Linked DNA regions of Homo sapiens: region 2 is linked to region 1. The links are chromatin loops, found by intact Hi-C in ENCODE. Cell type or tissue: Calu3. All regions are shown on one strand. Links, peaks and the distances in the headings refer to the core of each region. The heading gives the core; the rest is flanking DNA. Region 1 has its middle 130 kb from the start of BMAL1. Region 2 has its middle 6.9 kb from the start of RASSF10.

Region 1 (5,386 bases), core at 275-5,274:
ATATTTTTTTCATTTATTACAAAGGTGGTTTGGAACCTCTACCTTGTCTGTTTACACCCCTGAAGCAATTACCATGTGCACCACTCCCCTGGCACAGACCACAGATGGCATCGTTCAATTAGCTATTGTTTGGTGTGTGTGAATTCCACCCTAACCAGTGACCTAAGGCACTTAATTTAACCTCTCAGCCTCATTCTCCAAGTTTTAAAACTGAGTTTAATAATACTTCACAGAGTTGTTGTGAAGACTAAAGATAATGTATGAAAAGTACCGGGTAGTGTGCCTGGCACATAGGAGTCCTAACAAGCATTTCTGTCTGTTCTCTTCTCCTGTACCCAAACCTAACCAGAGAATAGAGTCTATTAGAAATCTATGCTCCATTAACATGAAAAATTTGAAGCTTGTTTTACTAACAAGTCCAGTATGGAGTACCTCTGTTGAGAACTACGGACCCCATGTCCCTCGAGTCACAAAATTCCCTATGCCACACGTTTATATCTAGCCAGCATGGATAGGTTTTTGCCTTGGATCATGTCAGCCAGCCACTAGATGGATCCTGATCTAAACTCAGTGGACCTTGTTGCGATTTCCAATGGACTTTGACTATTTCTCTTTGAGATAAATGTAGGAGCCTGTGTTTATCTCCTGTTTGGGATCCTGTTATGTAGACTGTTGATTTTCTCCATTGGAAGTCAGTTCCTACATTACCATTTTCTTAGTCTATTTTGTTCCAGCTTCTTTTTCTTGTCCACAGACTGACCAGCCTCCGAAGCCCCAGCAATGCCTAGTGACTCAATTCCTCCAAGTTTTAATAGTGAACTCTGAGTTTAGACAGATAGGATAGTGCATCATCTAGGTTTTTGAAAGACAGTTTTTGTGGGATTGCTAAATCAGTGTATTTTTATACTATTTGGACTGAAAAGATCATCTATCAATATTGATCGAATCAGATCCTTCCTTATCAATTGCCTTGGATCAGCTTCTTTTTTTCTCTCTCCCTTTATTTAATGAGACAGGATCTCACTCTGTGCCAAAGGCCGGAGTGCAATGGCGTGATCACAGCTCACTGCCGCCTCAACCTCCCAGGATCAAGTGATCCTCCCAGCTCAGCCTCCTGAGTAGCTGAGACTATAGGCACATGCCACCATACTGGGCTAATTTTTACATTTTCTTATAGAGATGGGGTCTTCCTATACTGCCCAGGCTGGTCTTGAACACCTGGGCTCAAGTGATTCTCCCACCTCAGCCTCCCAAAGTGCTGGGATAGGTGTGAGCCACCATGCCCAGCAGGTCAGCTGCTTTAGAAACAGACCCTGAGTCAAGCTTTTGTGTGCAAGGGTTATATTAAAGAAGCACTCCCAGGAGAAACCGGTAAGAGAACCAGAGAAGCAGAAAAAGGAAAGAAAAGAGGCTCGATCAGGGAGAGACTTGAGACCAAGTCACAGAGTCAGTTTGATGCCACAGGGGAGCCTCAGGGGAGATAAATTACATCTTAGAGTTTATCCAAACTCAAGGTAAGGGAACTGGGGTCCCCACAACTGCATCATTGGCACAAGAACACAGAAGTTGGAAACAACATTTGAGATGGTAAAGAGGATGCAGGGAGATCTGGGCAGAGCCTTGGCACTGCCCTCTACTCCAAGATCTCCTGCTGGAGGGTCATATGTTAAATATACCCTGCTTTCACACCTTTGCAAAAAGGAGAACTTATTGTTTTATGATTCATCACTTTTCAGTGTTTAGCAAGGCTAATATTAGCCCTTATTGGGGCTCAAATACATGTCTCTGTAACTTCCACTCATTGGTTCTAAGCAATTAGTCAATTATCAAAACTCATCAGCCATTTATTGAGCACTATTATGTGCTGAGAAATACACAAAGTGCTGGTTTATTCTATCACAGACCATGGTCTCTATTCCTTCTAGCTTTACAACATCTCTAAATTTGATAAGTACATCATCAACTTTTGACAAAAGCATGAATAAAACCACCACATAGGACAGGGTCAAGGATCATGCCACTTGATCAATATTTGGGAGGGTATAATTTTCAACCAGTTGTTCAAAATTTCCTAACTATGTCGAGACCCGTTTTCTCCATCTGGCTCAAAATATTTTATGACTTCACCTTTAGCCCAGATGAGATAAAGCAGCTAGATACCATGAACAAAAATTGGCAATATATCATGCCCATGCTTAGGATGGATGGAATGAGGGTCCTAAGAAATTCAGAGCACCTCTGTACCCCTTTAGTTGTACTGAGAGCACAACTTCCTGGCTTCTTTTCCAGCTCTTCAGCGATGAGGTCCTGTCATCCACAGAACGAAGGACTTAATAGGCCGGGTGCAGTGGCTCATGCCTCTAATCCTAGCACTTTGGAAGGCCAAAGCAGGTGACTCACTTGAGGTCAAGAGTTTGAGACCAGCCTCGCCAACATGGTGAAACCCCATCTCTACTTAAAAAAAAAAAAAAAAAAAAGGAAAAAAAATTAGCTGGGCATGGTGGTACATGCCTGTAATCCCAGCTACCTGTGAGGCTGAGGCACGAGAATCGCTTGAACCCAGGAGGCGGAGGTTGTAGTTAGCTGAAATCGTGCCACTGCACTTCAGCCTGAGTGACAGAGCGAGACTCTTCTCAAAAAAAAAAAAGAAAAAAAAGCACTTAATAAAGCTGTTGAGGCATCAAAAATAAATACATTAATTACAATTAAAATATGTTCTTTAAAACATCATTAATTTTTAAAAATACATTATTTATAATGCTGTTTTGATATTTTCTTAATCTACACATCTTATAATCCTGCCCCCAAGCAATTTGGTTCTTAGTTAATCCATGCTGCCTCCTAGTGACCATTGCATTTTCTGGATGTTCTAATAAAATGTCAAATGGTCATCATCAGGAAATTCTGCTCCCAATATCATCCATAATACAGGAAAAAGTCAGCAACAACAGACTTAATATAAATCTGAATCTCTATGAGAGAACATCTTTCCACCATGCTCCATGCTGAGAAGTAAGGATTTGTAAGCCTCCCTCCTATGGCTGCTTTCCAAATATCTGATTCCAAAGGCCCATCCAATATGGTGGTGGGGTGGTCCTGATAATCACCAATAGATGCATCAGGGCAGTATTTGAAAGTCTTCATTCATTGAACATTTTCTGAGCCATGTACTGTGCTGAGTAATTTTACTATACTGAGGAAGCTTAAAGTCAAATCCTATTGTAAAGGAATGACCTCAGGTTTGTTTTTCTTATCTCCTACATCTAACACGGAGATATAGATTTTACCCTTACAGACTTGTTATGCAACGTGTGTAAGCTAAACACTTAGGTGAGAGCTTTGCATGGTGTAAAAGATTGCTTTTTCCCTCTTTTTAATTTTTTAAAATTCTTACCCTAGAGCTGATTCTACCTGAAAAATGCCTGTTATATAAGAAGAGTTAGATAATCATCTCAATGAATGCCTGAATGGCTTTCGATAAAGTCCAACATCCTGTTTGTAAAAATAGGAGATAAAAACACAAGAATAGAAATAAGCAGACACTGGATTAAAAAAATGCAGCAATAACAATAGCATCTTCTATGAGCAAGGCACTTAGAGGTTTGCAAAGAAATTTACATATATTGCTTCATTGAATTCTTACAATAACCTTATGAGGGGAGCAAGGAAGAGGTTATTTTCCTTCCTATTTTACAAATGATGAGCCTAAGTCACGGGGCTTTTAGGAGACTTGCACTTGAACAGGGTGAGGTTACATCCTTTGAGTAATTGGCATAATTGTCAGAGTCCTGTGGGGATCCCGGCTGGAACTGATGTTTCTTAGATATGTCCTACAAGACTTAGAAAGCAGCATGAATGTTGAATCTCTAAGTCTTTAAATGAAACTAAGGTCAATTTTTAGCCTATGTGCTGCAATTCAATGGGTACAATTTACATGGTGATTCTCTAGTTTTGTGTGATAGGGCCATAATAACACAGCTAATGCATTTTCAAGGAAAATAACCTACATATAATAATGGAATAATAGATTTGGGGCTATTGGGTGGTACAAAACACTTTGACTTCGGAGTCAGGAGATCCGGGTTCTAATCATGTCCCTGTCAGTAACTATATATGAACTTGGGAAAGTTACTTAATCTTTCTTTCTTTTAACTTTCATTTTAAGTTCAGGGGTACACGTGCAGATTTGTTATATATGTAAACTTGTGTCATGGAGATTTGTAGTACAGATTATTTCATCACCCAGGTATTAAGCCTAGTACCTATTAGTTATTTTTCCTGATCCTCTCCCTCCTTCCAATCTCCAACCTCCAATAGGGTCCACTGTGTGTTGTTCACCTCTATGTGTCCATGTGTTCTCATCATTTAGCTTCCACTTATAAGTGAGAAAATGCAGTATTTGGTTTTCTGTTCCTGCATTACTTTGCTGTAAATAAGGGCCTCCAGTTCCATCCATGTTCCTGCAAAGGATATGATCTCGTTCTTTTTCATGGCTGCATAGTATTCCATGATTTATATGTATCACATTTTCTTTATCCAGTCTACCATTGATGGGCATTTAGGTTGATTCCATGTCTTTGCTATTGTAAATAGTGCTACAATGAATATATGTGTGCATGTATCTTTATGGTAGAATTATTTATATTCCTTTGGATATATACCCAGTAATGGGATTGCTGGGTTGAATGGTATTTCTGTTTTTAGGTCTCTAAGGAATTGCCACACTGTTGTCCACATTGGTTGAACTAATTTACACTCCATCAACAGTGTATAAGTGTTCCTTTTTCTTCACAACCTCACCAACATCTGTTATTTTTAGATTTTTTAATAATAGTAATTCTGACTGATGTGAGATGGTATCTCACTGTGATTTTCTTTTCTTTTTTTTTTTCTGAGACAGAGGGTCTCACTCTGTTACCAGGCTGGAGGGCAGTCTCAGTTCACTGCAACCTCCACCTCCCAGGCTTAAGTGAGCCTCCCACCTCAGCCTCCTGAGTAGCCAGAAGTACAGGAAAGCACCACTATACCTGGCTAATTTTTGTATTTTTGTAGAGTTGGGTTTTTTGTAGCGATGTTGCACAAGCTGGTCTCGAACTCCTGAGCTCAAGCAATCTGCTCAACTCAGCCTCCCAAAGTGCTGGGACTATAGGCATGAGCCACAACACTGGGCCTTCCTTGTTTTAATTTGCATTTCTCTAACGATGAGTGATGTTGAGCTTTTTTTCATATGATGGTTGGCCACATGTATGTCTTCTTTTTAAAAGTGTTCATGTCCTTTTGGCCACTTTCTAATGGGGTGGTTTGGGTATTTTTGGAAATTTGTTTAAGTTCCTTATAGATGCTGGATATCAGGCCTTTGTCAGATGCATAGTTTGCCAAAAATTTC
Region 2 (5,386 bases), core at 302-5,301, 140 kb before region 1:
TCAATTATATTCCTAAAAGGCACTCTCTGTGAGTAGAAGAAAGGAGTGTGTAGAACAGGCTGACGTGGGGGAGCGGGGAGGAAGGAGACAATAGTTCTTTTTACTAAGAGCTTTCGCAAGCCTGAGAAAGGTGAAATAAAGGTATAAAAAGCACCAAAACAGTGCCTGTGCATAGGAAGTGCTTAATAAATGCTAAATACTTCAAGTTTTAATTCACATTTATGGTCACCATGGCATTAAGAATGAGAATAAATGCATGACAGGGAATGTACCAATGTCAGGATTTCAGCGCCCCTGGGAAAATTAACTCAGCTCCTATTCTCCAGCTCTAATGGAAATCCTGGGCAGAAACCAGCAAACTTAAGAAGGGTATGAAATGTAGGTCCCTTACCAGTCAGCCCCACCCTTTTTTTTTTTTTTTGGTAACTGAGATAATTTATTGTATTTTTGATCTGAGTTATCCTAGTCTCAGCCATCTCCCAAACCAAAAGATTCCATATGGCATCTTTATGTTTGTTTATTTCCTTATAAAGTGTGTTTATTTTTTGCTGATTAGAAAAGTTGTGTACACGATAGTCCTTACGATGAACCTGAAAATAACATAAAAAGGCAAGAAAAGTCACTCTAAATCTCTGTACCAAAAACCTGTCACTACCAAGATTGGTATATTTACTTCCAAACCTTTTGAATTGTGCAGATTTCATATTTGCTTCTGTATTTAAAAATATATAATTTTGATAAGATTGTATATACATGTTTATACTCAGGTTTGACAGACTCCCTGTAAACAGATCTACCCATCTGGTGGATATACCATAGTTTACAGAACTGCGCATGTTATCAGTTTGTTTCCCATACTTTTTTTTACTGTTATAAAATAACACCGTAATAAGTTTCTCTGTGCATGTATCTGTTTACCTAATTAGACTCCCACCCTCCCCACAATAAGATAGGTTTCCAGAAAGAGAATTCTCAGGTCAGAGTACAAACATTTAGAGGCTTGATACTCACTGCCAAATTGCTTTTCAAAAGATTTGTTCTAATTACAATCAGCTATGCATGAGCATGCCTGTTTCACTACAGCTTAGCTTTCATTAGATATTATATTTTGTTAGGAAAATATTTTAATCAAAATTTACTAATTAATTCTTCGTGGCCTCAGGAAGCCAAAGCTGACAATCACTGACTTAAAATATTCTTACAACAGCAAGGGTGGGCCCGTGGATCAGAAGTGTTAGTTAAGAGGGTGTGGTGTTTTCTCTCCTTTCCATTTTTTTTCCTTCCCTGAGTATTTGCTTAAGGTAATATTAATAGAATTTTATCTCATATCAGAATTGGTCAATGATCTGAGAACAGAAGGGACAGAAACTCTACAGAAGCAGGGCTAAGGAGATAACAAATTGAATCAGAGTTATAAAAAGAAAATATTCGTTATCTTTTTCATCTTGAGTCTAGTGGAAAAGGCTATTCTTAGAAAGCAATGCCATGAAACATATTTGATTTTGTGCTTCTCCATACCCACCTCTAGCAAAAATTAAATCAAATGAAACACATAAACCAAGTTGTTTATAAGTAGTCTGTAATGAACAGTTTAGATTTTTCTAGGAATTTCTTTCTAAATATGATATGCACTTGAGGTTGTTCTTAATATCTTGAAAAGAGAAGATTTGATTATGACAATCTGTGAAATTTCCATTGTGAAAATGCTTGCGAAATTTGTTTTCCCAAGCAGAAAAGAAGGAAGATGAGGAGAAATCAAGTTTTGTTGAGTTTTTTTGAAATGCCAGATCCTCGTGTTTTTTCACATGTATTTTCTCTGCATTAATCTTGTGAGATAGAACGTTTTAATCTCCAATGTTTACAGATAAAGGAACTAAAGCCATTCAGTTCATAAGTAAGAGATGCGGGATTCCAACCCAAGCCTGACCACAAAACCTGTGCCTTGTTGCTACACACACCTGATGCATTACGCACAGTAAGTGTTCAGCACATCCAGAAGAAAAAGTCCCCGGGACTCCAGAGCGTTGCCATTGGAAAGGCTTCAGAGATGATCAAAGTCTTGTCCAGGTATTTCTACCAGGAAAGTGGAGTACTTTTCGGAAGATCACACTTTTGCTAAATCTACTAGGTGAAGATTTAGTAAAATACAGAGGAGGGGAAATTCTTATGTAAATATTTGGGTGGCTGTCTGGGAGAATGAAAAAAAATTCTTAAAAAACGAATACTCCCTGTGTTAGCTTGGAGGTTTTGACTGAATGCCCCATGGACTGTTGTTGCTCTACAAAGCGCAGGTGCATAGTCAGTCAACAACGTGGACTCCTCAGCCATCAGGGAAGACAGCTGTGTGCTAGTCAGACTCACATCTGGAAGGTGGTACCAACCATGACCGTGCTGGTGGGAGCTGTCCCCAGCACTTTTAACAGGCTTTATTTCTGTTTGAGCCTCTGGGTACATGAGGATGTGGGAGGAGTCGAAGGAGGGAGTGCCAGGCTTTCCAAGGATCTTTGTGTGTGGCATTAGGTATGCACACCTGGCTGAATGCATCTTTGGCCACAATGACCCCATCGTGCTCATGGAGACCTTGCATGGATTGCTTTGAAGGCCTGCTTCCCCCAGCCTCTCCCCTTCTCATCCATTCCCATGCAAATCTCCTGTTTCAGACACTTCTAGGATTTCCCATAGCTTTCAAGATAAAATCCACATTTCTTAGCAGGTTTGTGAAGGTTGTTGGTTTTCCAGCTCAAGATCCCTCCTTTAGGTCCACCCTCCCCAACTTAAGACCACGGAATTGAGTTGATCCTATTTCTTCATTCAGGTCACACTATCATCCTCCTTTTATGCATGTGCCCTTTTCTATCTTCATTTTACTTCATGTTCTCCTCCCTCCCCATTCCCACTCCCATTTCCCTCCTTGCTCTTATGATAGGCCCCTATTCCAATGTATTAATTTACAACCTTCCAAACCATCTTATATATTCAAGGCTGCCATGTTGCATACCCTCAAGGGGCACCATTCATGTTGTATTCTGGCATCTTTCCCCAGAGGGCACCATTTGCATGGAAAACTGTGTGAATGGTAACCCTGAGGCTGAGCAATGTGCCAGCACAGTTCATATGGTTGTGTATGTATATGTATCCTTGACAGTAGACTGAAACTGTCTGTATGCTTGTGTTTAATATATATGACTTTATTGAGCTATAAAATTTATTATGTTTCTTTCTTTTTCACATGACATTATGTTTGTGCAAGCATTCTGCATTGGTATATGCAAATTTAGACCATTATTTTTTTACCTGCATGGTATTCTGTCTCTTTCTGTATTTCCTTAGTGAGTGATATCTAGGTCGTCACCAATTCCTTGCTATCTCAAACAAGGTGTCGATTAACACAGATAGAAATCGGTGGACATATGTGAGTGCTGAACTGCAGGATTGCTCTGCCAAATTGCTATACCCGGTTAGGCTCTTACTAGGAGTGAAGATTTCCATATTCCCCACAAGCACTTGATATTGATCAACCTTCTACTATTTGCAAATCTGTTTTAATTTGCATTTCTTTAAAATCTAGTAAAGTTAAGCTTCATCTGCTTATTATTCTTTAGGTCCCCCTTTTGTTAATTGCCTATGTTGTTATTGACCATTTTTCCTTTGGTTTCACTTTTCTGGCAGATTTTCAGAAGTTCCTTACATATTCTGAACATTACTTTCTTTTAACCTTAGAGCTAGTGTGAATATCTTCTATCTGTCCTCCATCTCTAACTGTGTCCCTGGTATCTGTTGTTGAAAATGTCTTTACTTTTAATGTAGTCAAATTTAGCATCCACCTCCCCTGTGGCTTGTGGTTTGGGGTTCTTGTTTAAGTAATGAAGTCACAAAAATATGGTTCTATATATTTTCTTCTACTAGCCTCATACTTTCTCTCTCTCTCTCTCTCTCTCTTTAGTTCTTTCTTCCTCTATCCCTCCTTTCTTCCTTCCCCCTTATTTCTTCTTCACAGATAAAGTGAAATACTTCTGTGGAAATAATCTTTATCTTATCAAGTTTTACCCTAAAGAATAGTTTAAATCCTGATTATCCTGAAATGTAGACTAAATTTTTGTATTTTTGGTAAAGACAGGGTTTTGCCATGTTGGCCAGGCTGGTCTCGAACTCCTGGCCTCAAGGGATCTGCCCGTTTTGGACTCTTACAGTGCTGGGATTACAAGCAAGAGCCACTGTGCCCAGCCTAACTTTCTTTTTCTTTTTTTCTTTTTTTGACAGTCTTGCTCTGTTGCCCAGGCTGGAGTGCAGTGGCATGATCTCGGCTCACTGCAAGCTCCACCTCCCAGGTTCATGGCATTCTCCTGCCTCAGCCTCCCAAGTAGCTGGGACTACAGGCGCCCGCCACCATGCCTGGCTAATTTTTTTGTATTTTTAGGAGAGACAGGGTTTCATTGTGTTAACCAGGACAGTCTCGATCTCCTGACCTTGTGATCCGCCTGCCTCGGCCTCCCCAAGTGCTGAGATTACAGGCGTGAGCCACCGTGCCCGGCCCCAGCCTAACTTTCTTACATTTTATTTTTATTTACCAGTGTTCAAAATAATGGGGTTGTCCACTAGCATTCTCCAAAGGTGACTAATAGTTCTTCTTGTTTGTTCATTTTTTTAGGATAATTATAAAATTTTAAATTTAAAGTATTTCATTTTTTTCAAACCATTGTGGTTATTAATATTACTGATGCTCCGTTTACCTATGTAACAAACTTGTACATCCTCTACAGGTTCCCTGGAGCTTAAAATAAAAGTTGAAGAAAAAAATGCTGATGCTCAAATTGTCCCCTCTTTAGCTACTGGGAGCCTTTTCAGGTCAGCTTCTGAATTCTTTTCACACAATTTTCATAGTCTTTGATAGCGTTCTTTGCTCTCTAGTAGGTCAAACTATTTCAGGCTCCTACTATTCATTTTCTGTGCCAGTCCTGCAATCAACCATCACTATAAGGAGTCCTGATTCCTTTTAGTGGGAAATGATATTTAGAAGCCACAATCTGGATGCTAGGGGTCTAGGTTAGTGATTGCTTTTAGGACTTTTCAGAGTCAACGTGTAGAAAATATGTTTTTGTTTTATTATTATTCTTTTGCTTGGTTTTTGTTTTGTTTTCTATTATTTTTAAAATTGTGGTGTAATATATATAACATAAAATTAATCATTTAAACAATTTTTAGGGATGGGCATGGTGGCTCACACCTGTAGTCCCAGCACTTTGGGAGGCCAAGGAGGGCAGGTTGTTTGAGCCTGGGAACTCAAGACCAGCCTGGGCAACATGGCGAAACCCTATCTCTACTAAAAATACAAAAAATTAGCTGGGTGTGGTTGTGCATGCCTGTAGTCCCAGTTACTTGGGAGGCT

The links. Hi-C counts contacts between places; a loop is a spot of excess contacts. Peaks named below come from ENCODE experiments on the same cell type or tissue, not always from the same donor. Only the 100,000 strongest peaks of a DNase experiment are listed, where the experiment ranks them.
Region 2: a loop joins it to region 1, with 11 times the contacts of the local background. A loop is called at or near these places in 11 of 110 quality-filtered maps.

The regions. Positions count from the first base shown.
Region 1 is chr11:13,150,096-13,155,481 of GRCh38, forward strand. No RefSeq gene overlaps it. Among named protein-coding and RNA genes, the nearest start is that of BMAL1, 130 kb to the right of the region's middle. In Calu3, for the core only: no CTCF peak of the experiment used is centred there; a DNase peak (open chromatin) is centred at 2,844.
Region 2 is chr11:13,013,537-13,018,922 of GRCh38, forward strand. No RefSeq gene overlaps it. Among named protein-coding and RNA genes, the nearest start is that of RASSF10, 6.9 kb to the left of the region's middle. In Calu3, for the core only: no CTCF peak of the experiment used is centred there; a DNase peak (open chromatin) is centred at 3,045.